2 separate regions of the Homo sapiens genome follow, and region 1 is linked to region 2. Evidence: read pairs that join two places in POLR2A ChIA-PET (ENCODE). Cell type or tissue: PC-3. All regions are shown on one strand. Links, peaks and the distances in the headings refer to the core of each region. The heading gives the core; the rest is flanking DNA.

Region 1 (5,391 bases), core at 228-5,227, 240 kb after region 2:
TCTGTGAGCTTAATAAAAACTAACACTTTTGTCTGTTCACTATTGTGTCCCTGACATCATGCTTGTTGGGAAGCAGATAGTTAAGTGCTCACTAAACACTTGATGAATGAATGAATGTCCAGGCACTATGAAATTTATCTCTCTGATGTCCCCACCATGAAGTTTTGTTGTCCACATAGCATTTCAGTGACATATTCAAACCACAACTTAATTTGTTTTTCTATTCCCTGGCTTCATTTTACAAGTCTTCCAGAGGTAAAAAGGCCTTCAATCTGGGGATTCATGCTCACTTTTTGGCTGGCTCCATGGTGGGACTTTATCTGTCTCTGCTGCTGAAGAAAGGCCAAGATCTGAGTGAATCTGAGCAAGGCGGGCACAGACTTTTCCCCTCTAAGAAAGGTGCTGATGTCTTAAGAAATTGCTAGTCCATGAAGCTGACTTAAGTTGTAATTCCAAGCTTAAATTTCATTAGGGAGTTTCTTGGAATTTCTCAGTCCCGAAAAAAAGAATTCTTCCTCACGTAAAGCTGTGTACATCTGTTTCTCTAGCTGAACCATCGTGTCTTAAATGATGTATTCTCCCGAGGGTGGTGATGCTAATGTCTTCACAATTTTCAATCACACTAACATTTACTGAGAATTTACCATAATTCTATGCCAGGCACAGAAACATGTATTTTGATCTGAATTTGCTAATTTGATGGCAATAATCCTGTGAGGTGTATAGTATTCTTGTTGCTATTTTACATTAAGGAAACTGAGGCATAGAGAGGCTTAATAACTCATCCAAAATTCAGTATTAACTTTCATAGAATTAAATAACTCAGCTAACTCAACCCCATTATCTGATTCTAGGGCGCTCACCTAACAATTACTTTCTACTTCATCCTTTCCCAGAGTGGAAATCATGTTGGGAAACAGAACCCTGATTGCTCATTGCTATTTTTCTGTCTTGTCTCTTATAAAGTAGGAATTTCATAACTACTTATTGAATTGAATTGTCTGTTACACAAAATCATATACTCATTAATTTTGCTCTAATTTGTCTTCCAGGTAAGGGCCATGGGGCACTAAACCTTGAATATCCATATTCAAAGTTTAGTTTATGTTTAATGTTGTGTCCTCAAACAATATGAAGGCAAAAGTAGTAACATTTTCAATAAAATTGATTGTTATAGTAATTATATGTCATCAGACTCAGAATCAATTTTTAAAATTATTTTTATAAATAAAAGGAAAAAAATTTTAATGTCTATGTGTCCCCACTCTCCAGGTTTAGGATAACAGCTTGTTGACTACCAGTCCTCATTTATTCCTTTGTTAAGTTATAAGACATTTCAAAGATGCAGATAATTACAAAAAATAATAGACATCCATATAACTACTACTCAATATTGTAGATTTTAGCATTTTGTAATATTTGACTCAACCTTCTTTTCTCCCTTCGTGCACTGTCTTTGAAACAAAAAGAATTTGATATAGCTAGCACCTCACTTCCCACACCTTTTATCTCCCTCCTTCATCACATAATACCACACATCCAAGGTAGGAGATCAGTCTAATAGAGATTTTTAAAATTACACTGTATAACCAATAAATTATACCATTTTGCATTTGGAGATTTTACATAAATGGTGTCACATTATACATATCCTTTTGCATCTTTATTTGCTCCAGAATGTTTTTCAATTTATCCATAAATTACACTTGAATACATTTTAATTAAATATAACACAACACATTTTTCAAAAGGAAAGACTGGGCTGGGTGCAGTGGCTCACACCTGCAATCACAGCACTTTGGGAGGCTGAGGTGGGCAGATCACTTCGGGCCAGAAGTTCGAGACCAGCCTGGCCACCACTGTGAAATCCCATCTCTACCAAAAATACAAAAATTAGCCAGGGCTGGGTGCGGTGGCCCATGCCTGTAATCCCAGCACTTTGGGAAGCTGGGGTGGGTGATCACTTGAGGTGAGGAGTTCGAGACTAGCCTGACCTACATGGTGAAAACCCATCTCTACTAAAACAATACAAAATTATCTGGGTATGGTGCCACCCGCCTGTAATCCCAGCTACTTGGGAGGCTGAGGCAGGAGAATCACTTGAACCCTGGAGGTGGAGGTTGCAGTAAGCCGAGATTGTGTCATTGCACTCCAGCCTGGGCAACAAGAGCAAAACTCCATCACAAAATAAATAAATAAATAAATAAATAAATAAATAAATAAATAAATAAAATAAAAATAAAAATTAGCCAGGTGTGGTAGCGCCCCCTGTAATCACAGCTACTCCAGAGGCTGAGGCACAAGAATCACTTGAACCTAGGAGGTGGAGGTGGCAGTGAGCAGAGATCGCACCACTGCACTCCAGCCTGGGCTACAGAGTGAAACTCCATCTCAAGAAAAAAGGAAAGACTGCAGCTTTATTCAGAAGCATCAAAAATATGTTCCAAAGGCTTTCCACTTCCTCTCAGTGTCTTAACGTACTTACATCTTATATACAACTATCTCTTGTCACGCATTTTGTCAGTAATGCCTTTCAGTATCACAATATACAGTTTAATTTGGGTTTTGTTTTTAGCAAAGTTATATGTGAAGATTGTACAAAGAGTCAAACCATTCCATAAGGCTTGTTACAACAGCAGTTTCCCACTCTGGACCCAAATTCTGCACCCTAGAAATAACCACTTTTAATTGTGGGGGATGATTTTTTTTTCTGTCTCCTATATCTGACTAACATATTTATATTGCTACTGTTTGTTTTCTGTTTAGGAATTATCTATTTACTTGCTACTATAGAAGAAAATGATTCAGCCCTCTTTCCCCTTCCTGCCACTCCTACTACACACACATTCATATACACACAAACAAACACACAGACTTCCCATCTATGTCTTCCTCCCAGTTCTATGAAATATCAAATGTGGTGAGATCATTACTGAATGCTCACATTGTTATGACTCTATAAATGTCCTTCATAGCCAATCCATGCAGTACATTATGAGTAATTGTCCTTTTCTGAAGAGCATTTTGTTTTCTGATTGTTAGCAGCTGTTGTTTTTGTGTTCATTTCTGTTTTAGGTAATTAGTTGTGTATGTACTTACTCCAGACGCTTTCCTCTCAATACATTTATTCATACCTAGTAGGTATGCTATCAAGTTCATCTACATGAAGTCACTCCCAAAGATACTGGCTTTGCTTCAGTCAGGATCAGGAGCTCCTGAAGCTTGACACTTCCTGCCTGTTAACCTGAGTTTTCTTGTCACCTCACTCTTGATTCAGCTCATCCGGATCCCACTTTCTTGACCCCCTCCTCCCTCTTATTTGGTGATGCACATCCTTTATTACATTTCAGAGAAGGCGTGTAAAGTAGGTAAAATTTTTGAGAGCTAAACTATCAGAAATGTCTTCGGTCTATCATCACAATCAGTGACAATTTTATTGGGCTCGGAATTCTATGTTGGGAAATTCATTTTTCTTGAGAATTTTGAGGACACTGCTCAGCTTTTTTTTAGCTCGAAGAAATATAAAGTCATTCTGCTTCTTAATCCTTTGAATAGAAATATATTTCCCCTTGAAGCTTGCCCAGTATTCTAAAATTTCATGATCAAATGCCTTCATTAGTGGATCTAATTCATCACTATGTTGGGCCCTTACTGGGCCTTTATAATTTGGAAACATTGTCCTTCAATTCTGGGAAGTTTTCTTGGATTTTTCTTTAATGACCCCCTTCTATGGATCTTCTCTTTTTCTATTGAATATCTTGGATGAACACTCTCATTTTCTAACTATTTTTTTTTTACTTTTGAATATTTAGCCATTTGTTCAATGTTCTAGAAGATTTTCTCAATTCCATATCTTAATTGAGTTTTTCACTCTGCTATAATATTTTTCATTTCATTTCCAAGAGCTGGTTTTGTGCTCTGCCAGTTTTTCTTTCTCTCTTACCAGTATCCTCTTCTTGTTCCATTCATATACTATTTTCTCTTATCTGTCTGAAGTTATTTATGGTAGATGATTGCTTTAAAAAGTTTCCTCTCCATGCATACTTTGTCTCCTCCAAGTAGCAATTTTCTGTCTCTGTGTGTGTGTATGTGTGTGTGTTTCTCTTTTACATTATTTGCTTCACCAAAATACTTTGTGAACCCTGAAAGATGCTTACGTTTGCATCACTAAAAGTGCTGATTTGAAGCCCTGTTCACATAGATGGGGCTTGTTAACTATGGTCCTTGCAACAGACTGATCTACCTAGTGTGTTTCCTTGTGGACTCTCAATGTCAAAACCTTTAGAGTTTGTCCACTCTTTCAGTGGGTCAATTTTCCCAGAAAAGATGCTTCCAGTCTCTTACCAAGAGGGAATGTGTCTGGCTTCCAGTGTAACAGGAGCCGAATGGGAAATAAGAACTAGGAAATTTCTAAATTCACTTATGAACTTCCATTTCATTCTAACTTTTTAGGTTGAAAGACTCTGCCTTTAATTCTGCCTGTTTTTTTTTTCCAACTCCAGAGACCCTTTATTTTAAACTTACAGTAATAAATATCCAGTCTTGCCAGAATGGAGAAGAAACTACTGTGGTAGTTTATAGGAGTCAATTTGTCCTCCAGCTCACAAGAGCAGGTTGTTAAATTTTTGGAAGTTGTCATGCTGATTGTTAAACACTGTCATTATTTAAAAGTAAATTATACAAATATGCAGTTAAATAAATTTATATTAAAACAAAGGTAATAAACACAAAGAAATTCATCACTTACTAGTTATTATACTATGTTTTATGCTTTTGAGGTCACTTGCATATTGTATTTCTACTACACGAGGTGTGCTACTCACATCTCTTCCCAACTCTGCATTCAGTGATGTCATGCAGTAGCTTGACATTGGCCATGATGGTGGTATTTACTCCACAGAAATTGGCAAATACCACAAATCACAACTATTTTGAGACCTAGTTGTTAAGTATTTGCCAGCACGCCACTGGGCAGATGCCCAGTTTCTCAAAGCCAGGGAGGGGATCTGAGGTCTTACTAATTCTTAAACACATTTTAATCAATTCATCTATTTTTAGCCTCAATTTTACCCCAGGCCCAGGGGTAACTGGTGACTCCAGTCCTTATGTTTTCTGAAGTTGAACAACAAAAATCCAATCGCTTCTCAGCATTTTAGTTTTATTTGGTCTGATAATCAGAAGTTTCTCTCTCTTCCATCCTTTTCAGCTTCCAACATGTTCTCACTATGATCTCCAACTCTGTTTGGTTTTTATCCTTATAGAATTGAGCATTTTTATAAAAAATACTCATTATTTCATGGATGTTTGGGGAAGGAGTGGAAATATGTGCATCTGTTTAATCTTCCATTGCTAACTAGAAATCATGTCATATACTAAAATGATAGGATTTTA
Region 2 (5,391 bases), core at 211-5,210:
CAATCTATCCATCTGAAAAAGGGAATCTACAAAGAACTTAAACAAATTACAAGATAAAACAAACAACCCCATTGAAAAGTGAGCAAAGGATATGAAGAGACACTTCTCAAAAGAAGACATTTATGTGGCCAACAAATATATGAAAAAAAAACTCATCATCACTGATGATGAGAAATGCAAATCAAAACCACAATGAGATACCATGTCATACCAGTTAGAATGGCGATCATTAAAGTCAGGAAACAACAGATGCTGGAGAGGATGTGGAGAAATAGGAACACTTTTACGCTGTTGGTGAGAATGTAAATTAGTTCAACCATTGTGGAAGACAGTGTGGCGATTCCTCAAAGATCTAGAACCAGAAATACCACTTGGCCCAGCAATCCCATTACTGGGTAAATACCCAAAGGATTATAAATCATTCTACTATAAAGACACATGCATGCATATGTTTATTGCGGCACTGTTCACAATAGCAAAGACTTGGAACCAACCCAAATGCCCATCAATGATAGACTGGATAAAGAAAATGTGGCACATATATACCATGGAATACTATGCAGCCATAAAAGGCATGAGTTCATGTCCTTTGCAGGGACATGAATGAAACTGGAAACCATCATTCTCAGCAAACTGGAACAGAAAACCGAACACCACATGTTCTCACTCATAAGTAGGAGTTGAACAATGAGAACACATGGACACAGGGAGGGGAACATCACACACCAGGGCCTGTCAGGGGATGGGGGGCTAGGGGAGGGATAGCATTAGGAGAAATACCTAATGTAGATGACGGGTTGATGGGTGCACCAAACCACCATGGCACGCGTATACCTGTGCAGCAAACCTGCACGTTCTGCACATGTATCCCAGAACTTAAAGTATATTAAAGAAAAAGAAATGCTACTGATTTTTGTATGTTGATTTCTTGTTCTGCAACTTGCTGAATTTGCTTATCAGTTCCAATAGTTTTCTTGTAGAGTCTTTAGGTTTTTCCAAATATAAGATCATATCATCTGCAAACAAGGATAATTTGACTTCTTCCTTTCCGATTTAGATGCTCTTTATTTCTTTCTCATCTGATCTCTCTCGCTAAGACTTCCAGTACTATGTTGAGTAACAATGCTGAAAGTGGGCCTCCTTTCTAAAAACTGAAAAGAAGCTTCCAGTTTTTTTCCCATTCAGTATGATACTAACTGTGGGTCTGTAGTATGTGGCTTTTATTATGTTGAGGTATGTTCATTCCATATAGAATGTGAGTTATTTAGTTAGCATCCTATCCAAGGTTTTAGAGGTAGAACCCATCTACCTGACTCCCCACTACCAATATTTACCTGAGACCTCCTGTACTCTGGGTTCCTTTATCATCTGTATTAGTGAGTTGGGATGTTTGAGCTTTCAATGGCCTTGTCATTAGGTCAGTCTATCTTGGGGAGGGTACATTGTGGACTGGCTGAGGCCATGTGAGTCTGACTGGATGAATTCACATAACTGGTCCAGCTCCACTTGTGGAAACTTCCATAACTCTACTATATGAATGATATGGCAAATTCATTATGAATTCAAATAATGAACTCAGCACAGTCATTAGCACAGAAGTGATCAAAATGATTTATGGTTATTATTATATGACCCTAAGTTTTATCCTTCCTCCCCTTAACTCCATGGTATTTATGTTCCTTAAAATTAAATTTGTCTGAGTGCATCTTGCCCTTGCCTTTTCTATAGAGAGTAAGCTCATTTAGGGCAGAAGCTGTGCCTTATAATTATCTATCCAATTTAGCAGTTCTCTTTATTTCTTGGTACTCCACTGAGAATCTCTAGAGAGAATGTGTACTCAGCTTAAAGATACACATACATGGTATCTGTATGTGGTTCACATCTGTAATCCAAGCACTTTGGGAGACTGAGGCAGCCAGATCACTTGAGGTCAGGAGTTTAAGACCAGCCTGGCCAACATGGTGAAACCCCGTCTCTACTAAAAATACAAAAATTAGCTGGGCGTGGTGGTGCATGCCTGTAGTCCCAGCTATTTGGGAGGCTAAGGCAGGAGAATCGCTTGATCCTGGAAGGCAGAGGTTGCAATGAGCCAAGATCATGCCACTGCACTCCAGCCTGAGTGTCAGAGCAAGACTTCATCTAAAAAAAAAAAAAAAAGGACACATACACATACACACACACATACACACACACACACACACACACACACACAAACAATATGAACTCAAAGTAAACAATTTTTTATCTTCTCTGAACAAAATACACACTAAAATTTCTTAGGATTTTGGCAAATATAATGTTGGTCTAAGAAAATATCCTATGCTTTTACAATTAGGTCAGAGATGATATAAGTATGGTTCTAAACTCTCACCTTGACAATAGGTCACTGGCCATATATTTCACTACATGGAAGAAACAGAAATCCGTAGTCTTCCACACAAAACCACAAATGTACACACTTCCAGCACCAGCAGGAGACACCAATATTAGCAGGTTTGAGATGTGCTATGTCAGGCAGCTATTTTACTCCTCTAAGTCTGAGACTCCTCATCGAATGAAGGAGAGGTAATACAGTGCTTACCTTGGCTTTGATGGAAGATGACGACAACACTTGGGCACACCAGGTCTGACTTATGGTAAGGGATTAATTAGCATCATCTCACTATCGTCTCAAGTATGAATGCCGCCAAGTGAGCTATTTTATATCTTCCTAGCTCCGGATTTCACCTGCTACCAATGAGTAGATTTTTCCCTAGCCCAAAATGGTATCACATAGGGAAAAAAAATGAAAAAGAACTCAGAAACCCCTACACAAATCAGGGAAACTCAAATGTTGTGACATACCAGTCACACTGAAGAATGGATGCAGTACACTTCACTCAGTTTTTTTATATTGATGGGATATGTCAGAATAAGTGGCAATGTTAGAGGTAAGTGCAGTAGATACATGTTAGTGCAAGAAATGAGACCAAGGTCGAGTTCTCACTAGACTTCCTTAAAGCTTCACTACAGGTTGATACCTGAGCTCAAGAGGAGAAGTATCACCTGCTAAGAGAGACAATCTGGTAAAAAATAGTCTTTTAAAAAAGGCTTTATTTCTTCAGTGAATAAACATCATTGTGTGGGATCTCTAATGCGCTTGTTTTATGTTTCTAGGCAGGATCCACTCTTGATGGAGAAGGTCAGAGTAAAATTCCAAGGCACTCACCTGGAGGTTGTGGTTACTAGCAGGTTGCCTTACGGTGTAAGGAAAATTACTGAACTTCTTTGAAAAGTTAATTTTATTTTGAAAGATTATATATTTAATTTGTTGTGCATCTCAAGATTCCACTGACGGGCTAACAGAGATCAAATGTATAATCTTTCTCTGATTAACAGAGAAAAGGATGATTGCACATATCGGTTTAAGGGCAGGAGAGTGTGTGTGGGAGGTAAGGTACAGAGTAAACTTGATATGTGGACTTAAGTGGCCTTTGGTGTAAGTATTTTATTCCAATGTGATAGGTTTATTATATTTTAAATTAAGATTTAGCATTACTTTCTCTTAAGTTACGTGTTTTCTCCCCAAACTTTGTTGCCATTTGTTTTTGTTTTTGTTTTTTTTGAGATGGAGTCTCGCTCTGTCACCCAGGCTGGAGTGCAGTGGCATGATCTCGGCTCACTGCAAGCTCCGCCTCCCGGGTTCACGCCATTGTCCTGCCTCAGCCTCCCGAGTAGCTGGGAGTACAGGCACCCGCCACCATGCCCGGCTAATTTTTTTTGTATTTTTAGTAGAGAAGGGGTTTCACCGTGTTAGCCAGGATGGTCTCGATCTCCTGACCTCGTGTTCCGCCTGCCTCGGCCTCCCAAAGTGCTGGGATTACAGGTGTGAGCCACCGCGCCCAGCCTTTGTTGACTTTTATGTTCTGATAACCGGTGCTAAATCTGGCCTGTTACACCACTGAGAATCCCAGAAGAGAATGTTTACCGATTTCAAGAAGAACGATGATTGTAAAGCCTTCTGTTAATCTTATTTTCATTTTAGACCCAGAGACATGGGTAAACAAGTTCATCTGACTATCCATAAAAGGACCAAAAAAGTTTATTTGAAAACCAACGAGAAACTATCACATTTTCACTAAAAATGGCATTACCAGTTTTTAGGGGGACTACTGTCTGGCTGGTATTCCAACAACCATCTTCCTACCAAGCAATTCATTCATAAGATCAAGTTATATAAAAGTATCAAGAGTTCCAGGAACTGAGGAACTGAAGTATCCATTCTTCGTTAGAAAGAATATTGTACATAGTCTATTGATACCTAATGCCTTCCATCTTCTAAGCTTTTCCGTCGTTAAAAGAATGCTAATTGTATTCAGATATTCACTCTTCTTCAATATTCACTCTTCTTCAACATGATCCAGGGCGAGGTGCTTAACCCCAACTCCAAGGGCATATAACTCATTAGCCTCAGGTAATCAGTGTGTTGGCATTCTTCTAGTGACTCTTATTGATCCAGGGGTGTGCAAGTATTCTAAATTGTCTTGGTGGTAGAAAAAAAAACCAGTTTTTTTCATGAACAGGGAAGCATGTGGCCGCAGTGGCTATTGGCATTCATCTGTGGCCACGAAAATAACCAGACTCAGGATGCTGAGGCCACGAGGTGAGAGGGAAGCATCCCAGGTCCTCGGCAACATCATCAAGCTACTGATTGTACTGAGCTTTGAAGCCCATTCTATGTCTGTAAAATAAATTTGTTACTGAGTAAGGTTTGAGTGAAGCGGTTTACACAAGAGAGCCACAAAGTCTTTATTCAATTTAAGAGAGCCCCACAAATAAAACAGAGGAAGATTAGGTATCATGAGGTAGTATTCTATAATACTTCCAATGCTAGCAAATTACCATGTCATTATAATTGGAAAGTATTATCTAACATCAAATATGCTTTGCAGATGTCAAATTCAGTGAAGTTATACTCATGAAGGAAATGTCAGTTGGATAACAGAAAAAGTGATTGCTTTTTTGTAATATTCATAATAGGCAATGGCATTAGGCTTAACAGCTCAAGTAACTCTGCCTTTAATTCTGAGTATGCCAAAATATGCCTATATGGCCCTCAAATCAGTGATTTTAGTATAAAAAGTAACATAAAACAGTTGCTTGATTCCACTTACATTGCTGCATTTCCTCAAAATTTCACTTGAGAAATATTTATTAGGACTCTAGATAAAAATCTTAATTTCTTTATGCAGAAGTGGCAGTATTTTATAACTCTCACTAGAATGTTGAAAGCATTAAAATAATTAAGTGTATAATACATATTTTCATCCTAAAAGACATGCTTACGTTTATCTTCAAATAAAACCCAGCCGCAAATCCATTTTTAAAATGAGCAACACAGATATGTGTTAT

The links. Peaks named below come from ENCODE experiments on the same cell type or tissue, not always from the same donor. Only the 100,000 strongest peaks of a DNase experiment are listed, where the experiment ranks them.
Region 1: POLR2A ChIA-PET joins it to region 2 with 24 read pairs; 2 of 35 experiments call an interaction of 5 or more read pairs at or near these places.

Annotation. Positions count from the first base shown.
Region 1 is chr10:51,101,540-51,106,930 of GRCh38, reverse strand. The region is part of intron 1 of PRKG1 (protein kinase cGMP-dependent 1); the gene reads right to left. Among named protein-coding and RNA genes, the nearest start is that of PRKG1, 30 kb to the right of the region's middle. In PC-3, for the core only: a CTCF peak has its summit at 2,321; a DNase peak (open chromatin) is centred at 2,880; H3K4me3 peaks cover 944 bases; H3K27ac peaks cover 2,219 bases.
Region 2 is chr10:51,346,276-51,351,666 of GRCh38, reverse strand. All of the region lies in intron 2 of PRKG1 (protein kinase cGMP-dependent 1), which reads right to left. Among named protein-coding and RNA genes, the nearest start is that of MIR605, 49 kb to the right of the region's middle. In PC-3, for the core only: no CTCF peak of the experiment used is centred there; no DNase peak of the experiment used is centred there.